Regions from separate parts of the Homo sapiens genome. Here region 1 is linked to region 2. The links are chromatin contacts, found by Hi-C or POLR2A ChIA-PET in ENCODE. All regions are on one chromosome and are shown on one strand. Each heading gives the region's core, a stretch centred on a gene start or an enhancer-like site at or near the end of the contact. The rest is flanking DNA. Distances are from core to core; before and after follow the strand shown.

Region 1 (4,614 bases), core at 294-2,793, 430 kb after region 2:
TTGACTTCAGAGGGACAGCTTGATGGCATAGCTTTAGAGATGAGTCCAATCGGGGACCACTGGACTCCAGGGGAAAATTACCTTCCCACTCCTTCCCCTTTTTAGCTCCCCTTCCTGCTGAAAGCCACTTTCACTGGCAATAAAATCCCCCACATTGGCCATCTTCAAGTCATTTGTGTGACCTCATTCCTCCTGGATGCCAGACAAGAACTCAGGTGCCACAAATGTGAATGCAAAAGGGTGTCTGTCACATGGACCATCCACTGAGCTGTTAACACTTAATCTGTCCATGGATGGCAAAGCTAAAAGGGCACTGTAACACTTCTTCCGGGGCTTCAGGGGTCATGGACACCCTCCCCTAGATGCTGCCACAGGGTCAGTACAGAGTTCGCTCTTGCTGGCACCCAAAAGCGTTCACCCCCACCTCCTGCACCCATTCACCTGTGTTCCCCCTCCTCTGAGGGGTGGAACAGTGAGTGAGTGGAATTTGCCCCTGCCAGCACCCATGTACTCCAGTTCCTGCCTGCAAAGGGGTCAGGGAAGTATCCTGCTTCATTAATAATGGGAAACTGGGGGTTAAGGTATGAGTGTATGTATATGGAAGCTCTATATACTTTCCACTCAATTTTTCTGTCAACCTAAAACTGCTCAAAAAAGAGAATCTATTAATTTAATTAAAAACAAAACTGGGTGGACCCTACCCACCTTCCTACCAGCAAACATGAGAAGGAGGATGGCTGTTCCCCAGTGCTGACGGGGGCACTCAACCTTCTGGGGGCAATTTAGCAATGGATAAGAAAATAAAAAGTCTGTAATCACCTTGATCTGGCACTTCTAGGAGTTTATCCTAAAGCCATGGTTCTCAACCAGGGGGGATTTTGCACCCCATCCACCCCAGGGAGGACATTTGGCAACATCCGAAGATAGTTTTGATTGTCAGAGCTGGGGAGCTGCTACTGTCCTCTAGTGGGTTGAGGCCAGGGATGCTGCTGAACGTCCTATGGTGCACAGGACAATCCTTACAACAGAGTCATCTGATCCTGTACGTCATTAGTGACACTTCTGAGAAGCCCAAATGAGGAACTGGGTAGGTACATAGTACTCATCTCAGTATTGTTCACAGTAGTGAGAAATTAGAAATGATCAAAATATCATGTGGCAGTAATTAAAGGATGGTATATCCATACTATGGGATCCTGTGCAGCCTTTAGAATGGCAGTATGGGAGTATGATCTCTAATATGAAAAAAAATGCTCATGAGACATACATGAAAAAAATTACAAAGCGACATGCATAGAAGAATTGTATCATTGTAAAGACAGAGTACCTATGCGCATTTCTTTTTTTACTTTTTACAAATTAATTTGATTTTTTTAAATTTTGAGACAAGGTCTTGCTGTGTCGCCCAGGCTGGAGTGCAGTGGCGCAATCGTGGCTTACTGCAGCTTCATCCTCCCAGGCTCAAGCAGTCCTCCCACTTCAGCCTCCTCAGTAGCTGGGACTACAGGCGTGTGCCACCATGCCTGGCTAATTTTTGTATTTTTGTAGAGATGGGATTTCACCATGTTGCCCAGGCTGGCCTAGAACTCCTGGGCCCAAGCGATCCTCCTGCCTCAGCGTTCACAAGTGTTAGTATTACAGCTATGAGCCACTACACCCAGCCTGTTATGTATCTCTGAGAAGACACATAACAAAATCTCAAGCCTGTGTCTAGGTGGTTGGAATATAGGTGGTTTTTAACTTTTAAAATTATTTTGGGGATTTAGATTTTTTTTTTTACAATGAACATTTATTACTTTTATAATTAAAACAAGAATACTTTTTAAAATTAAGAAATTATGCAACTAGATATGTAGTCAAGTAGAGGTTGCTTAAATACTAAGGTTTATTTTCAACTACTAATTACTTTCAAAAGTATTTTAAGGAACACATTGTCATACCAATTAGATGCCCACTACATGCAGGTTTTGTACATTTCATTTACTTCTCAAAAAGCCGTGTTGTAGGCTGGGCATGGTGGTGCACACCTGTAATGCCAGCACTTTGGGAGGCTGAGGCGGGAGGATCACTCGAGGCTGGGAGTTCAAGACTAGCCTGGGCAACATAGTGAGACCCCTGTCTCTACAAAAAAATTAAAAAATTAGCTGGGCATGACGGCACATGCCTGTAGTCCCAGCTACTTGTGGGAGGCTGAGGCGGGAGGATAGCTTGAGCCCAAAAATTTGAGGCTGTAGTGAGCTATGATTGTGCCACTGTGTTCCAGCCTAGGCAATAGAACAAGACCCTATCTCTTAAAACAAAGCAAAACAAAAAACCGCAAACCTTGTTGTTGCTCCTCACCACCCATTTTAGAGATGAGGAAGCAGAAGTTTGGAGGGTTAGATACGTCAGATGCAGAGATGGGGTTCTACCCTGTGTTTTCAAAGTCCAAGTCTTTCCCTCTGTACCATGGTAGGGGCAGTGTGCCACTGTAGTGGGTAGCGTGTTTGTGTGGGATTATCAGTAACAGATTTCTTCCAATATGCTCTTTTCAAGAACTCCAGCACATTTAGGGGATTTCCATTTGAGGAACTTAAGAGGACATTCAGAGACTTTTTCTTCACACACACACACACACACACAAAGTTCTCATGACTTTTTTTTGTTGTTGCACTTGAGGAGTTTTTCCTATCTGGAAAATTCCTTTGCCTGGAATGGCTTATTCTAGATCAGGGATGGAAACATCAGTTGTGCCTGAGAATCTGGTCTGGGTCTCATGAGCGTGTTTTCCAGCTCCTGGAAAGCCAAGACTTCACTGTTTTAACCCAGGGTAAGAAGGGACCTCTCTAGAACATTTCTCAGCTGTCATCTCATAAAGAGACTTGTCAAACCTGATTCCTCTGGTACCAAGAGGAAGCAATTTGAATTTTCTTATTTCCTCTGGAGTTTAGGGGTGCAGTTAGCAAACAAAGGAACCTCTTAGGTCTCTCTGCCTTTGCTATCTGCTAGTGGAGACTGCTTTTCTTGGACGGTTTCTGCAAGGAGCTGTCCGGCCAGTTGTGGATTGGCTCACGGGATGGAGAACTGCTTCCTCTGAAGAGAGGGACTTCTGCTTCCTCCTCACTGTGCTTATTGCTGCTCAGAGGCTGCTGGGAAATCTCTGCCGCAGCCACCCTCCCAGCGTGCACCTCCTGGATATCTGTCCATGGAAGCTCCTGGACACCCCCTACCTTCCCTGCATCTGGGTGGACTCCCGCATGCACTTGCTGCATTTCGTCTCAGGTTGCCTTTTGACTCTCCACCGCTTATGATTCCACTCGGTGGCCTCCCTACTGATGTCTTTCCTCAGCCATCTTGTAAGTGGTTTCTCCTTGGTTCCAGCCCTCACTGAGGCCAGATTCTGTTTCCTGCCTTCAGTGTCTAACGTGTGGCCAATCCTCTTTCTTCAAAGGCAGAGTGGCCCTGCTTGCATCTGCCAAAAAGACACACCTGGGCTCCCTGCAGCTGGCGTGGTGCTGCCTGGGCATCCTGCCAAGCCAGCATGCCCTCTTTCTAGGGGAGCTTTCCTGCTTCTGGTTTTCAAATCCTTGAAGCAGCACTGGGGAGGCGATGAAGAGGGTCAGGTTTGGAGTCTCTGGCTGAGTCCTGGCCCTGGCCCTGGCAGGCAGAGTGCAGCTGGGGTGGTTCTGTCTCAGAGCCCGGTGGCAGACTGACCAGTGTAGGTAGGGGAAGACTGGCTGGACCTCCATCTCAGATCTGTCCCTTGAAAGTAGGGTTGGGATGAGACCCCTTAGAGGCTTCAGTCTGGAAGATAGTGCAGGAGCAGAGCTGGTAGGATTTGCTGTAGAGACCAGCCCTGTGCTGGAACAGGCCCATGGCTTATCTGCATGAAACCTGAGGACAGATCACTGCAGCGAGCCTTCTTCCACTTTTTTTGTTTTGTTTTGTTTTTTGAGACAGAGTCTTGCACTGTCATCCAGGCTGGAGTACAGTGGCATGATGGCTCACTGCAAGCTCTTCCTCCCAGATTCACGCCATTCTCCTGCCTCAGCCTCCCAAGTAGCTGGGACTACAGGCACCCGCCACCACGCCCGGCTAATTTTTTGTATTTTTAGTAGAGACGGGGTTTCACCATGTTAGCCAGGATGGTCTCGATCTCCTGACCTCGTGATCTGCCCACCTCGGCCTCCCAAAGTGCTGGGATTACAGGCGTGAGCCACCACGCCCGGCCTTCCACTTTTAAATTAATAATAATAGTTCCCATGGTTGGAGGGCACCCACTCTGAGCCAGGTACTTGGCAATAATCCTCTGAGGTGGAATCTGTGATTCTCATCCCCACCATACAGGTGAGGAAACTGAGGCTCAGGAAGTTAAAGAACTGACCCAACAGAGAGCCAGGGGGCTGGGCCAGGACTGGAGCTCAGGCCTCCTATTCTGCTTTGCAAGAAATATTTGTGTTGGAAGCCCAGCTGGGCTTGTTGGAAAAGCAACCTGCAGGTGGGGGTGGGCACCGCAGTTGTCTTTATTTTGGCCCCTTCTGAGTTTGCTGTTTGTCTGCCTGGGCTCTGGGGGGCCCTTCCCACCCACTCACCTTCCCCTGCTGGTCCTGGCCTCCAAGGGCTCCAAGTCCTTCC
Region 2 (5,106 bases), core at 169-2,668:
ACCACAGTTCCAAAAAAGCAATTTTGGCAACGTGTAATGACAGCCTTAAAACTATAAACACAAAGATGTTCCCTGCAGCCTTATTCATAATTTTTAAAAATAAAAAACAAACTAAACATCTAATAATAGGCTATGTAATCGTCCAGTAGCTCTAGTGGATGGACTATTACATTATTATAATTATTCAAATTAATATTTTCCCGCTTCTTCCCTGCTTTCCTTCAAGAGGTGGGGGAGGCCACCTGGCCCAAGCTGAAGGCCAAGATACAAGAAAAAAATGCAAAGGTTCTATTTTGGCAGCGTTTACATGGGCAGGGTGTCGTGGGGAGGCTGGCGGAGGGAGTGGGAGCAGGTGACAGAGAATATAGGGTAAGTTAGAAGGCTCTCAGTGCTGGTAAAAATAAAATAGAGTAAAGTAAAGGGTGGGGGTAGAGTTGAGGGGGGCGTGATCAGATTTCTGTTCAAATAGGATGGTCTTTTTGCTGTGAACTTAAGACTGCTCTAAGGCCAGGCGCAGTGGCTGACGCCTGTAATCCCAGCACTTTGGGAGGCCGAGGCGGGCGGATCACAAGGTCAGGAGATCGAGACCATCCTGCCTAACACGGTGAAACCCCGTCTCTACTAAAAATACAAAAAATTAGCTGGGCATGGTGGCACACGCCTGTAGTCCCAGCTACTCGGGAGGCTGAGGCAGGAGAATCGCTTGAACTTGGGAGGCAGAGGTTGCAGTGGGCTGAGATCGCGCCACTGCACTCCAGCCTGGGTGACAGAGTGAGACTCCGTCTCAAAAAAAAAAAAAAAAAAAGACTGCTCTAAAAAATAAAGTGTATTAAAAAGAAACTACGATGTTCAGTGTATGCTTCATCTACGGTCAAAGAGGCAAAGACTGAAGTGACAGTGGAAGCCAGGTGGTTATCTGGGAGGCTTACAAGACTATGTGATAGTATGGAAAATACTAGTATTAAGTGAAATGCTGGATGCAAAACTATGCATAGAGGGGAAAAACTGGAAAGAAATAGTAAACACAGCAAAAGTAGTTTGTGTGAAGGATAAATTTTTTAAAATTATTTTTTGTAGAAACAGGGTTTCTCTACATTGCCCAGGATGGTCTCAAACTCCTGGGCTCAAGCGATCAATCCTCCCACCTCGGCCTCCCAAAGTGCACAGGTGTAAGCCACCGCGCCCAGCCGAAGGATAAGGATTTTGGGTGGTGCGCTCTTTTCTCCTTTCCATTTCTGCATTTTCCAATTTACCTTTAGCGACCGTTCTTTCCTGTTAAAAAAAAAAAATTCACGACCTTGAAGAAGATACACGGGCTATGACTTCGCTGTTGTCACCGAGCGCCCCGCCCACCGCGTTCTCCGACCCGCGGCCGGCAGGGGGCTCGCGGCCTCCGCCAGGCGTCCTTCGGCTCCGTCAGTTCCCACAGGGCCTTGTGCGACATGGGCTGCGCCGAGGGCAAGGCAGTGGCGGCGGCCGCCCCAACGGAGCTGCAGACGAAAGGCAAGAACGGCGATGGCCGCCGTAGGTCAGGTACGACCGAGGGCGAAGGCCTGGTCCCCAGGTCGACGGGCCGAAGCGGGCCTTCCGGCCGGGGTTGGGGATAAAGTGCCCCGGAGCCCTGGCCTTGAAGCCCCTCACTGGAGTCAGTGACTGACCGCGCGCCACGCTGGAGACCCCAGAAACGCTCCCCCAGGTCACCCCGGGAGACGGAGGCCGGCGGCCGGCCGAGGGCTGCCCCGCCCGCTGGCTGTGAGAGAGGTGGGAGGTGGAAGGAGGAGCGGGCCCGCCGCGAGGACCTGCCCGGAAACCTGTCGGAAACCGAACCGAGATCTCGGCAGCGACCCGCCTGATTTCGCTCAGGGCCCGTTAGGGCGTCCTCTTCCTACAAGCACCGTGTTTCCAATGAAAGGTTACGGGGGAAGCGACCAAACCGACAGCCGAGTCCGGGGGTGCCCCTTCACCTCTCCAGAAGCCCCCGGCCCACTCCCAGCATCCTCCTCCATCGAGAATCTTGTCCGACACGCCTTCCCGGCCCCCTTTCTCCATCCCCTTGAATTTTGGGCACATTTCTCCCACCATCATCCCGCTTTATCCTTTCACTTGTTCTTCCAGAAGAGAAAGCTCCCAGTCTCTTCTCCATTGTCCGGATAATGCCAATAATGGCTAGTGGTTACTAAGCACTGACATGAGAGGGGCCTTTGGAAGCACTAGACATGGGTAATAATCTTGGTTCATGTTTCCAGCCATACTGAGAGATTTATCATAAACCCCATTATACAGATGAAGAAACTGAGAAGCAAAGAGGTTATAAAACTTACCCAAAGCACACAACTAGTAAGTGGAAGAGCTGGGATACCAGTTGAGGCCATCTGACTCAAAAGCCCTGGTCATAGTCATATGGCCGCCTCCACCTTTTTTATAGGCTTGAGAAAGTGAGGCTCCAAAAAGTGCCTTGCCCAATGGCTAGAATTATTAAATGCTGTAGGATCTGCCTCTTTCAAAGGCTTACAGTTTAGTTACAAGGCAGCATATGGTGAAGGGCTAAAAGGAGTGGTAAAAACAGCCAAGTGGGGATGGCAGCTCCCATAGATGAGGTAGGATTTGGTAGAGGTGTCTGAAGGGAGAACATTCTTGTTAGGGGAAGCAGCCGGTGAGACCATGCTAGAGATAGGGAGGCCTGTATATCCTGCTGGAGTTAAGGACTTGGATTAGGGGAAGGGAAGAATAAAGGAACAGGGTAGGAGCAAGGTCAGGCAAGGTCCAGGTCAGGCAGCTAATTTGTGGCCATTAGTACAATGAAGGAGTTTGAGCAGGTGCATCCCAAATTGACGTTTCATGTGCCATCCTCAGGATCTTCTTGATATCTATGTCCTTCCATTTATTTACTGTTTTTCTTTAGCTACATTCTTTTTGTGTGTGGTTAAAAAAAAAAAATTTACCATCTTAACAATTTTGTTTTTTTTTTTTTTTTAGTTTCGCTCTCGTTGCCCAGGCTGGGGTGCAATGGCGCCATCTTGGCTCACCTCAGCCTCCACCTCCCAGGTTGAAGCGATTCTCCTGCCTCAGCCTCCCAAGTAGCTGGGATTACAGGCATGCACCACCACGCCTGGCTAATTTTGTATTTTTAATAGAGACAGGTTTTCACCATGTTGGTCAGGCTGGTCTTGAACTCCTGACCTCAGGTGATCTGCCCACCTCAGCTCCCCAAAGTGCTGGGATTACAGGCATGAGCCACTGCACCCAGCTGACCCTAACCGTTTTTAAGTATACAGTTTTCAGCAGTATTAAGTATATTCACATTGTTGTGAAGCAGATCCCCTGAACTTTTTCATCTTGCAAATCTGAAACTCCATGCCAACTCGTTAACTTTTCATTTGCCGTTTCCCCCAGCCCCTGGTATCCATCATTCTACTTTCTGTTTCTGTGAAATTTGGCTACTTTAGATTGCTTATATAAGTTGGTATCATACAGTGTCTGTCTTTTTGTGACTGGCTTGTTTCACTTAGCATACTTGTCTTCGAGTTTCATCTGTATTGTAGCATGCGACAGGATTTCCTTACTTTTTAAGGCTGAATAATATTCCATTGTGTGTGTGTATATGTACATACACACACACATATATACACACACACACACACAAAATGGAATATATATACACACACACACCACATTTTTTTTTTCCCGAGATGGAGTCTTGCTCTATCGCCAGGCTGGAGTGCCGTGGCATGATCTTGGCTCACCACAATCTCCGCCTCCTGGGTTCAAGCAATTCTCCTCCCTCAGTCTCCCAAATAGCTGGGATTACAGGCCCGCCACCATGCCCAGCTAATCTTTGTATTTTTAGTAGTGACGGGGTTTCACCATGTTGGCCAGGCTGGTCTTGAACTCTTGACCTCGTGATCTTCCCGCCTCAGCCTCCCAAAGTGCTGGGATTACAGGCTTGAGCCACCACGCCCGGCCTGAACTATTTTATAATACAGAAAAGCTCACTCGTTATAATACAACTTGCTAAATTTTTACAAACGAAGTATATGCATGCAGCCCACACTCAGCTGAGGAAATAAACGTTTCCAGTACCCCAGGAGCCCCTCTAATGTCTCTTACCCCCATACCAAGGGCAAACACTACTCTGATTTCTAACAGCATAGAAGAATTTCACCTATTTACATTTACTTTTTGAAACTTAAATTTAGGCATATTTTAAGCATTAATCTATTAAAGCACGGCTTTATACTAGGTATTTTTCTTTTTCTTTTCTTTCTTTTTTTTTTTGAAATAGGGTCTTGCTCTGTTGCCCAGGCTGGAGTGCAGTGGCCCAATCATAGCTCATTGCAGCCTCAACCGCCTGGTCTTAAACAATCCTCCCACCTCAGCCTCCTGTGTGGTAAAGTGTGCCACCAAGCCCAGCTAATTTTTTTACATTTTGTAGAGATGAGGTCTTGCCATGTTGCCCAGGCTGGTCTCAAACTTCTGGGCTCAAGTGATCTTCCCACCTTGGCCTCCCAGAGTGCTGGGATTACAGGTGTGAGCCACTGTACCCAGCCTAGATATTTTTCTATACACATACATATATACATAATGATGATTATTATTTTTCTAGAGATGGGTCTCACTCTGTTGCCTAGATTAGAGTGCAGTGGCATGAATCATAGCTCACTGAAACTGAACTGCTGGGCTCAAGTAATCCTCCTGCCTCAGCTTCCTGAGTAGCTAGGATTACAGGGACACACCACCATGCCTAGCCTCAATTTTAAATTTTTTGTAGAGATAGGTCTCACTAAGCAACAGCCCCATCTGATCTCGAACACCTGGCCTCAAGTGATCCTCCTGCCTCAGCCTCCCAAAGTATACTGCACCAGGCCCATATTATACATAACTATTGACATTAAAAATGTTCTTTTGTGTGTCACCTACAAACACTCTAGAAGCCACCTTCCTTAAGTACCATATGATCTCTAAGTTCCTTCTCAAATTAAAATTATGTGGTTAAGTTTCAAGAAACTAATTTCTTAATGATGCAGAAGGTTTTGCTTGAATGACTCTTCAACCGAGCATCTATTATTTATCAGGCACTGGGAACTCAGGGATAAACAAGGCATGATC

What was found. Hi-C counts contacts between places; a loop is a spot of excess contacts on that map. ChIA-PET counts read pairs that join two places held with the same protein, here RNA polymerase II (POLR2A). Pooled maps may share reads with other maps.
Region 1: a pooled map shows a loop between it and region 2 (4-fold over the local background). The contact joins the enhancer-like site here to the promoter of TXNRD1 in region 2. A Hi-C loop is called at or near these places in 1 of 168 maps with a recorded cell type or tissue (A673) and 3 of 50 pooled maps. POLR2A ChIA-PET finds 5 or more read pairs at or near these places in 1 of 52 experiments (WTC11).

What each region holds. Positions count from the first base shown.
Region 1 is chr12:104,641,037-104,645,650 of GRCh38, forward strand. The region is part of intron 2 of CHST11 (carbohydrate sulfotransferase 11); the gene reads left to right. Among named protein-coding and RNA genes, the nearest start is that of MIR3922, 52 kb to the left of the region's middle. RefSeq lists enhancers at 2,181-2,230, 3,128-3,177. Within about 2 kb of position 1,544, at least 6 of the 41 ENCODE cell types and tissues checked have a DNase peak (open chromatin) inside an H3K27ac peak, as active enhancers do.
Region 2 is chr12:104,214,361-104,219,466 of GRCh38, forward strand. It overlaps TXNRD1 (thioredoxin reductase 1), which reads left to right and starts at 1,419. Exons shown (of 17, transcript NM_001093771.3): 1 at 1,419-1,533. The coding sequence starts at 1,443. RefSeq lists enhancers at 1,195-1,811, 1,812-2,427, 5,086-5,106 and a silencer at 1,282-1,371.